2 separate regions of the Homo sapiens genome follow, and region 1 is linked to region 2. A link is a loop called in an ENCODE intact Hi-C map of the cell type or tissue named here. Cell type or tissue: Caco-2. All regions are shown on one strand. Each heading gives the region's core, and the rest is flanking DNA. Links, peaks and the distances in the headings are about the cores only.

Region 1 (4,391 bases), core at 174-4,173, 87 kb before region 2:
CTGCAATTCCAGCTACTCAGGAGGCTGAGGCAGGAGAATCGCTTGAACCTGGAATGTGGAGGTTGCAGTGATCCAAGATAGTGCCACTACACTCCAGCCTGGGCAACAGAGCGAGACTCCATCTCAAAAAATAATAATAATAATAATAATAATAATAATAATAATAATAATAATAATAAACAAATAAATACATAAGTAAGTAAGGCTGCAGGCTCAATAAACTGAGAACAGTCAATGAAGACTGACACACACAAAAATGATAATTGAATAGTTCAAATCCTAGAATGATTAAATACAGTTTGGAATAAACAAATCACTCTGGGAGTACAAACCAACTCTTTCAGTTGCATTGCAAATTATGCTTTTTTTTGAGACAGGGTCTCACTTCTGTCGCCCAGGCTGGAGTGCAGTGGCGTGAGCACTGCTCACCACAGTGTCAACTTCCTGGGCTCAGGTGATCCTCCCAGTTCACCCTCCTGAGTAGCCGGGACTACAAAAGCATGCCACCACACCCAGCTAATTTTTTATATTTTTAGTAGAGATGGTTCACCATGTTGCCCAGGCTGATCTCAAACTCCTGAGATCAAGCAATCCACCCGCCTCAGCCTCCCAAAGTGCTAGGATTACAGGGCTGAGTCACTGCAACCAGGTGCAAATTTTCAATGTATTGAATAAAAGTGTGTAACCCACCAAAGGTTCAGCCAGGCGTGTAATCCCAGCACACTGAGATACTGAGGCGGGCAGATTACCTGAAGCCAGGGGTTCAAGACCAGCCTACCCAACATGGCAAAACCTCATCTCTACTAAAAGTACAAAAAATGAGCTGGGTGTGGTGGTGCGCGACTGTAATTCCAGCTACTTGGGAGGCTCAGGCATGAGAATTGCTTCAACCCAGGAGTTGGAGGTTGTAGTAAGCCGAGATCACATCACTGCACTGCAGCCTGGGCCACAGAGCAAGACCCTGCCTTAAAAAAAAAAGTACGTAACCCACCAAAGGTTCAAAGATTTATGAAATTATCAAAAACTAGCTTCCACCGAATATTTCATATCCTTAAGTTTATTATCTTCTGTAACTGAACTTCTTTTTTTTTTTTTTTTTTTTTGAGAGAAAGTGTCTTGCTCTGTGACCCAGGCTGGAGTGCAGTGGTGTGATCTCAGCTCACCACAATCTCCACTTCCCAGGTTCAAGCGATTCTCCTGCCTCAGCCTCCCTAGTAGCTGGGATTACAGGCGTGTGCCACCATGTCCGGCTAATTTTTGTATTTTTAGTAGAGACGAGGTTTCACCATGTTGACCAAGCTGGTCTTGAACTCCTGACCTGAGGTGATCCGCCCACCTCGGCCTCCGAAAGTGCTGGGATTACAGGCACCACCGTGTCCAGACTGAACTTCTATAAATACAGTAAATCTCAGAATAAATCAATATAAAACTTACTTATCAATCCAGTCCTAAAAGAAGACACAATTTCCAGTTAGCCCTTTTCTTTGTATGTGTCTAAGTCCTAAAACACTACAAATGGAGCCTACTCCTACAGGTTTATTAATTCATTCTGGTTTTCAAATTCTGGCAGTTTAATGAACAGGAAAAAACACCCCTTTTTCCTATACAAGGAAAAATAAAATATTCTATAAATATTTATAAATAAAAGATAAATAAACATTTATAAATATAATATTCTATCTTACAAAATATAATAAATAATATTGCCTACCTCCTCAAAGAATCACTGTGGTTAATTTAATTGCTGTGAAAATATTTTTAACCAGGAAAACTACATAAGAGATCATTATTCTCAAACTCATCTGGTATCTTTATCTGGCATTTGGCACAAGCCAAACTAAAATGGGTCCCAAACAATTTTAAAGATTTTTTTGTAAAGTACTGAAAACCATTTAAGAAAGATATTCCAATTTCTTCACTTATGGATGAGAAGGTTAGGATAAAAGAAGTGAAGTATCTTTCCAAAGTGTACAGAAAGTTCCTATCAGAGATGAAAAATGAGGACCAGGCAATCTGATTTTCAGGGCCTGTGCTTTTCCCTTATTCCCCATTGCCTTCCAAAAATGTAACCAACATTTCTTTTCTAGAAGTGGGCTTTTTGCATGGTGAGAGGAGAGGAAAACGGCTTCACAATCAACAAAAGCCAGCTTACACCCACACTGACCTTTCAGGATAGAGCTGACTGACGACCCAGATAAGCTGGACTGCAGCACTGCGCACTTGTTCATAGTCATCAGAGAGTAATTTACAGGCCTGCAAAGAAGAATTCCAAAAGTCTATTAGTTCTGTGTCCTCTCAGGCAATGTTTAAACTATTTTCAAAGTGAAGATAGGGTGGTTGGATAAGGATGCCCAGTAAAACACTTGTGTGTGGTTTTAACTTCTGGAATCTTTGCTTAAAAATGAATCTTGACCTCTGTCAGCTGCTCTGGCTGTATTCTGACTATGCACCCTACCCCATGTCTGAAAGGAGAATCACAGACTGACAGCATAAAAACATCTAGAACAGATCAAACCCAGCAAAGCATGCTGGGAGCAAACAGTACTGTTCTCACAGGTTCAAACACCAATTATGGCTTTTTCCTCCCCCTGTAAAAATCAAAGCACACACTTCTGTTTACCTTGGTCTGAAATCACTGGCCTCTGTTTCAATCCACTCACTCTTTCTGGGTAGCCCCATACTCCCTAAATACTGATGGCTTTGAATACCTACCCTTAGCTCTGATTTCTCCTGATCTCCAGGCCTTTATAACTACTTATGGCTGGAATTCTCTTCATGGATGTCCCATCAAACTTTTATACTCAACACACGCAAACCTGAACTCATTAAGGAAGCAAATTCTACCTTATATCTTAAATTCTACACTATCAGTCCATCCTCACTCCCTTGATGCTGTCATTACTGCTTGCCTAGATTACTAACAGAGTCTTACGCCACCAAACATCTGAATCAGCCAACTAACTTCCCTTCCTCTGAGTCCTTACGATCCAAGTTTCCTTTGAATTATTTGGCTTCCCACATAGTTTTCTTATAGAAAAAGAAGGCGATGGTCACACCACCACAAGCATTCTGGACCCATTCTACTTCATTCAATAGAGGAATAAACTTGGTTTACACATCTGTGATGGGGCTTGGCTAATTATCTTCTTCCCATGAGAGATAAAACCACTCTTGGCAGGCTAACAAAACCTAATCTCTGAACGTGGATTTAGATTCCTTTTACCAGATTCAGTCAATTATCCTCCAAGAGAAATACAGCCTCATAAGGCCTTTTGGTTGGCCATCAATCAGCTTTTCCACAACTTCATTATACCTTTCTTTACCACTACTACTACATGCATGTGACTTTTTTTTTATATGATCCTACGGTCTTGGTCACCCTTCTCCAGACACACTCTAGTTTGTGAAGTGTGGTGCCCAGAAATGAGTTCATGTACGGCCCAACCAAACAGTGATCAGAAAGACTAACACGTTCCTTATTCTAAATGCTACACTTTTCTTCAGGTACTCTCATTCTCATACTGAACTTTGTAAATCCTCCTAAAAGTCCTTTTCACATGTACTAGCGCTATTTAATTACATAACCTCCATTCTCTTCCTGAAAAGTATGTTTTGAATATGACTTCACATCCATCCCAATCAACGCTGCCACTATTAACTAGCGAAGTCCTTACGTTTTCAAATTCTGAGAACCTGTGTGCCGCCCTCCCAGCTTCATGATACCTCCAACCCCTTCCAGACAGTAATCATATAAGGTACCTGATTATAAATTGTTTGGTGTAATTTCAGTCCTCTTTCATGGAGCTGCAACTAGATAATAAATATATAGTTTAAGTGCTTGGGAGGAAAAGAGCAATATTTCCAATGTCTCCCCACAATCTCACATATTTTCCCCTATTGTATCAGGCTAACATGGTTCCTTTTAGCCAAAATTAGTGCTATATAAATAAGAAACCTTGTCGTCTTTCAATAGGAGCATTCAAGCATTTCACAAATCTAACCCATGGACTGTCCCAAGAAGGTATTAGAAAAATATGAAATAATGATATGAAGCCTAAAGAAAAAATGATTAACACCACCTCCCCCTATTATAATATCATACCAAGTCATATGCCTCCAAGTCGAAGGAATTATAACAGGTTCCTATTGTGCTTTCCATGTTTCATAAATACACATGAAAGCTACCAGAGAAAGCCAAAAAAGCACACTTGTATACAGGAATGTGTGTCACTGAGTTCTGCGAGGCCACCACCAATACCCTCCTGAAAGTATATGCTGAAGAATTTACAATGTATCCAAGGCAGCACTAGCTATAAACTTAAAAAACAAAAATGAACACTAGCCCCAACTAGTTTCCATAATCACATTTACCATGGCTTTTATAGCTGCTG
Region 2 (4,391 bases), core at 196-4,195:
AGACTTTCCAGTAGGCTCAGAATTTCAGCTGAGGCCCCAAAGGCAGAAACAAGGCCAGAGTTGCTGATCCTAAAGTGAAGCTGGACCACCCACCTAGGATTCCCCAGAAGGGAGAACAGAGTTAAAACCCACCTCTTCACCTACTTCCTGACCACAAAGAGAGGCGACATCCCCAGAAGCTGGAGGGGAAATTTCTCTGGACAGAGTTGTCAACGTGCTCCCTCAGCCTGTTCCCCAGCCCACACCCCAAAACAGGGAGTAGAGGGCGCTGCTCTCCCTCACCTCTAACCAGGTGAGCGAGGCTTTAGGAGAACTATCTGGGGAGTCTTGGAGGTGGAGACTCTGGGGTCTGGAATCTGCCTGGCACCTAGCAGGGTGTGGAGGGGCTGCTAGGAAGGGGCTGCACTGCCAGCTGTGTGCTTCCTGTGACCCACATGTGGACCCCGCAGAAAAATCTTCCTGAAAAGGACCTGGTGGAAGAGAGCTTCTATCTAGGGGTGAGGGGACTCCGGCAGAATGAGACTGGAGGTGTGAGGAGGGTTGTAGTAGCTGAGGGGCAGTAAGTGAGTATAACCCCCAGTAGGTTCTTCCGCCCACTGCACAGACAAAACCAATTCACTGAGACCACGCAGCATTGTAATAAAGATATAGTTTAATTGCCACAAGGCCAGCCATGCCGCACAGGAGACGGAGTTATTTCTCAAATTGTTAGCAGTAGTGAATCTGTACGGGTCTGTAGTAACCTCCATTCTTGCCTCCTCAGAGGAAAGAATTAGTCGGAGGGGCATAAGGCAGAGGGAGTGACCAAGGCAAGTTTTAGAGCAGGAGTGAAAGTTTATTAAAAAGTTTTAGAGCAGGAACAAAAGGAAGTAAAGTACACTTGGAAGAGGACCAAGCAGGTGACTTGAGAGATCCTTGTCCGGTTTGACATTGGACTTGGAGCTTTACACCTTGGCATGCTTCCGGGGTTTTGCGCCTCCCCTCCCTTGATATTTCCTTGGTGTGGGCTGTCCACATGCACAGTGGCCTGCCAGCACTTGGGAGGGGCCCGCATGTGTAGTATGTTTACTGAAATTGTTCACATGCTCATTTCAGGCATTTTTCTCTTACCAGTCAAGTGTTCCTAGAGGAAGGTCACACACAAGTTAAGCTGTGCCATTTTGCCTCGTAGGTGTGAATGCTCAAGCCCACTCACCCAACTCCTGAGATCTTTTTTTGAGACAGGGTCTCACTTTGTCACCCAGGCTGGAGGGCAATGGCACAAACACAGCCCACTGCAGCCTTGACCTCCCAGGCTCAAGCAATCCTCTTGCCTCCGCCCTCAAGTAGCTGGGACTACCAACACATGTCACCACGCCCAGCTAATTTTTTTGTATTTTTTGTAGAGACAAGGTTTGCCATGTTGCCCAGAGTGGTCTTGAACTCCTGAGCTCAAGCAATTGCCTGCCTTGGCCTCCCAAAGTACCAGTCTTAGGTTCTACGATAGTGATGTTATCTGCAGGAGTAATTGGGGAAGTTGCATATCTTCCCTCTGCCTCTGGAATAATGGTTGGCAATCGTTTATGTCTGCACCTTAGCAGAACTCAGGCTCAACATCCTCCTGACCTGGTTGGTCTTTCATTAGCTTTACAAAGGCAGTTGAGTTTTGGAGAAGGGCTGCTATCATTTAAACTATAAACTAAATGTCTTCCAAAGTTAGCTTGGCCTAAACCCAGGAGTGACCAAAGGCAGTTTGGAGGTTAAAGGCAAGATGAGGGTTGGTTAGATCAGATGTCTTTTGCGGCCCTAATTTTCTCACTGTTATAGTTTTTTCAAAGGCAGTTTCATAAGCAGCCCTGGGGGAGACAGCCCCTCTTTATAAGGGTACTACTGAGGAGAGATGTGAGGGTTTTCATAACGCCCGTCAAAGTGCTCCCAAAAGCCCAGAGTACTCAGGTCCTCCTCAGACGTTGCTGCCCCTACCGCTTCTCCCCCACCCCACCCAGGAAGAGTCCGAGGCAGCCTGTGTAGGGGCAGGAGGAGCAGAAGAGCTGGGTGAGGACGCAGGGAGGCTGCCGGTCCTCTCCCCAGTCAGCAGGTGTCCCAGTTAGAGGCAGCCTCAGGAGGGGAGCGTTTGCCAGAATAATGGCCTGCACTTAGACACAAGCTGGAATTACCTGACAGTAAACCGGGGAGGACTCCGAGAAAAGCGAGTGATCTGCCGAGATTTCCCCCAGAAACAGCAAAAAAGGAGTCCACAGAATCAGTTCGCAAGGGCAGGAGCAGGAAAGAAAGAGATCGGCTCAGTGCTTTTCCCTGCTAAGTCAAGCCCCTTTAGTAAACCAGCTACAGAACATCGACGCTGTCTATGTGGTGAGGGTGTCTTGGAAAGATGAGAGGATTTGACAATTGTGAGCCGGAAAGCTCGCGTGTTGGCGGGAGGCCAGGGTCCCCGCCACTCCAGGCCTGGGCCTGCCCGGCAGCGCCCTCTGCTGGCCGGAGCCGCGACGGCGGGGGCCCCGCCTGAACCGGAGCCCTGAGCCTGGGGCTGGGAGTCCAACCTTCCCAGAGTTTGCAGTTCTTTGGGGACAGGCATACATGCATGGATTGAGCCACCCACGATAAGAGGCGCACCTTGCAATGAGAGGAGAGCCTATCCTAAAGGGGAAGGGGGCTGATCTGGCGAAAATGTCAGCGCGGGGGCTGAGGCTGGACTTAAGGGGGCGAGGTTAGGAAGAGGTGAGCAAAGATTTGGAAGTTATGGTGGAGTTTGGGAGAGAGTGCAGGCATGCTGGAGAATCATCAGTATATATGTATGTATGTATCTTGCTATTTCATGCCTCTGAACTTTTGCTGAGGCTTGCATTTATTCCTAGAAAACATTTCTCACTTTTCCTTTTCTGTTGTTATAAGTACTTAATCTATTCAAAAATATTAGATGATGAATATATAAATATTCATGTAGCCATTACTAAGCTTGGGAAATAAGACCTAATGAATATAAAGTACTCATGTACGCTTCCTTTTTTCCCCTCCCTCCACCCAGATGGCTCCTTCAATTTGCTTTTTCATTCCAACGTTTAAGTTTGTGTTTACTACCTGTGTAGGTATAAAGAATATACAGATACATGAAATCATAATTTTGGGGGTTTTTTTGAGACAGCGCATTGCTCTGTAGCCCAGGCTGGAGTGCTGTGGCAATGATCACGGCTAACTGCAGCCTTGACCTCCTGGGCACAAGCAATCCTCCTGCCTCAGCCTCTTGAGTAGCTGGGACCATAGGCGCATGCCACCACACCCAGCTAACTTAAATTTTTTGTAGAGATGGGGTCTCTTTATGCTGCCCAGGTTGCAAAAATATTTTTTAGTAGAGATGGGGCCTCTCACTATGTCACCCATCTTGGTGTCAGACTCGTGGCCTCAAGCAATCCTCCTACCCAGGCCTCCCAAAGTGCTAGGATTACAGCCCACCATACCCAGCCAGAAAAATTTTAATAGGTATATATTTTATTAAATATACTATATCCTGGCCAGGCACGGTGGCTCATGGCTGTAATCCTAGCACTTTTGGAGGCTGAGGTAGGGGCATCACTTGAGGCCAGGAGTTCAAGACCAGCCTGGACAATGTGACGAAACTTATATTTCTTTTTTTTTTTTTTTTTTTGAGACAGAGTCTCGCTCTGTTGCCCAGGCTGGAGTGCAGTGGCACAATCTCAGCTCACTGCAAGCTCCGCCTCCTGGGTTCACGCCATTCTCCTGCCTCAACCTCCCGAGTAGCTAAGACTACAGGCGCCTGCCACCACACCTGGCTAATTTTTTGTATTTTTAGTAGAGACGGGGTTTCACGATGTTAGCCAGGATGGTCTCGATCTTCTGACCTCATGATCCACCTGCCTCGGCCTCCCAAAGTGCTGGGATTACAGGCGTGAGCCACTGTGCCCAGCCAAATTATATTTCTTGTCTCTACAAGAAATAAAAAAATTAGCTGGACTTGGTGGCACATGCCGGTAGTCCCAGCTACTCGGGAAGGCTGAGGTGGGAGAATCCTTTGAGCCTGGGAAGTTGAGGCTACAGCAAGCCGTGATTATGCCACTGTACTCCAGCCTGGGTGACAGAGTGAGATCTTGACTCAAAAAAAACAAAACAGGCCAGGTGCAGTGGCTCATGACTATAATCCCAACACTTTGGGAGGCCGAGGCAGGCAGATCACCTGAGGTCAGGAGTTCCAGACCAGCCTGACCAACATGGTGAAACCCCGTCTCTACTAAAAATACAAAAATTAGCTGGGTGTGATGGCTCACGCCTGTAATCCTAGCTACTCGGGAGGCTGAGGCAGGAGAATCACTTGAACCTAGGAGGCAGAGGTTGCAGTGAGCTGAGATTGCACCACTGCACTCCAGCCTGGGCGACAG

The links. A loop is a pair of places that touch in the nucleus more often than their neighbours do. Peaks named below come from ENCODE experiments on the same cell type or tissue, not always from the same donor. Only the 100,000 strongest peaks of a DNase experiment are listed, where the experiment ranks them.
Region 1: a loop joins it to region 2, with 3 times the contacts of the local background. A loop is called at or near these places in 1 of 110 quality-filtered maps.

The regions. Positions count from the first base shown.
Region 1 is chr11:77,956,582-77,960,972 of GRCh38, forward strand. INTS4 (integrator complex subunit 4) reads right to left here. Exons shown (of 23, transcript NM_033547.4): 5 at 4,372-4,391; 6 at 3,760-3,810; 7 at 2,165-2,253. Among named protein-coding and RNA genes, the nearest start is that of INTS4, 36 kb to the right of the region's middle. In Caco-2, for the core only: no CTCF peak of the experiment used is centred there; DNase peaks (open chromatin) are centred at 2,200 and 2,490.
Region 2 is chr11:78,043,905-78,048,295 of GRCh38, forward strand. All of the region lies in intron 1 of NDUFC2-KCTD14 (NDUFC2-KCTD14 readthrough), which reads right to left. It also overlaps a transcript of KCTD14 not described here. Among named protein-coding and RNA genes, the nearest start is that of THRSP, 18 kb to the right of the region's middle. RefSeq lists a silencer at 2,335-2,574. In Caco-2, for the core only: a CTCF peak has its summit at 2,461 (motif pointing left); DNase peaks (open chromatin) are centred at 2,079 and 2,477; H3K4me3 peaks cover 796 bases.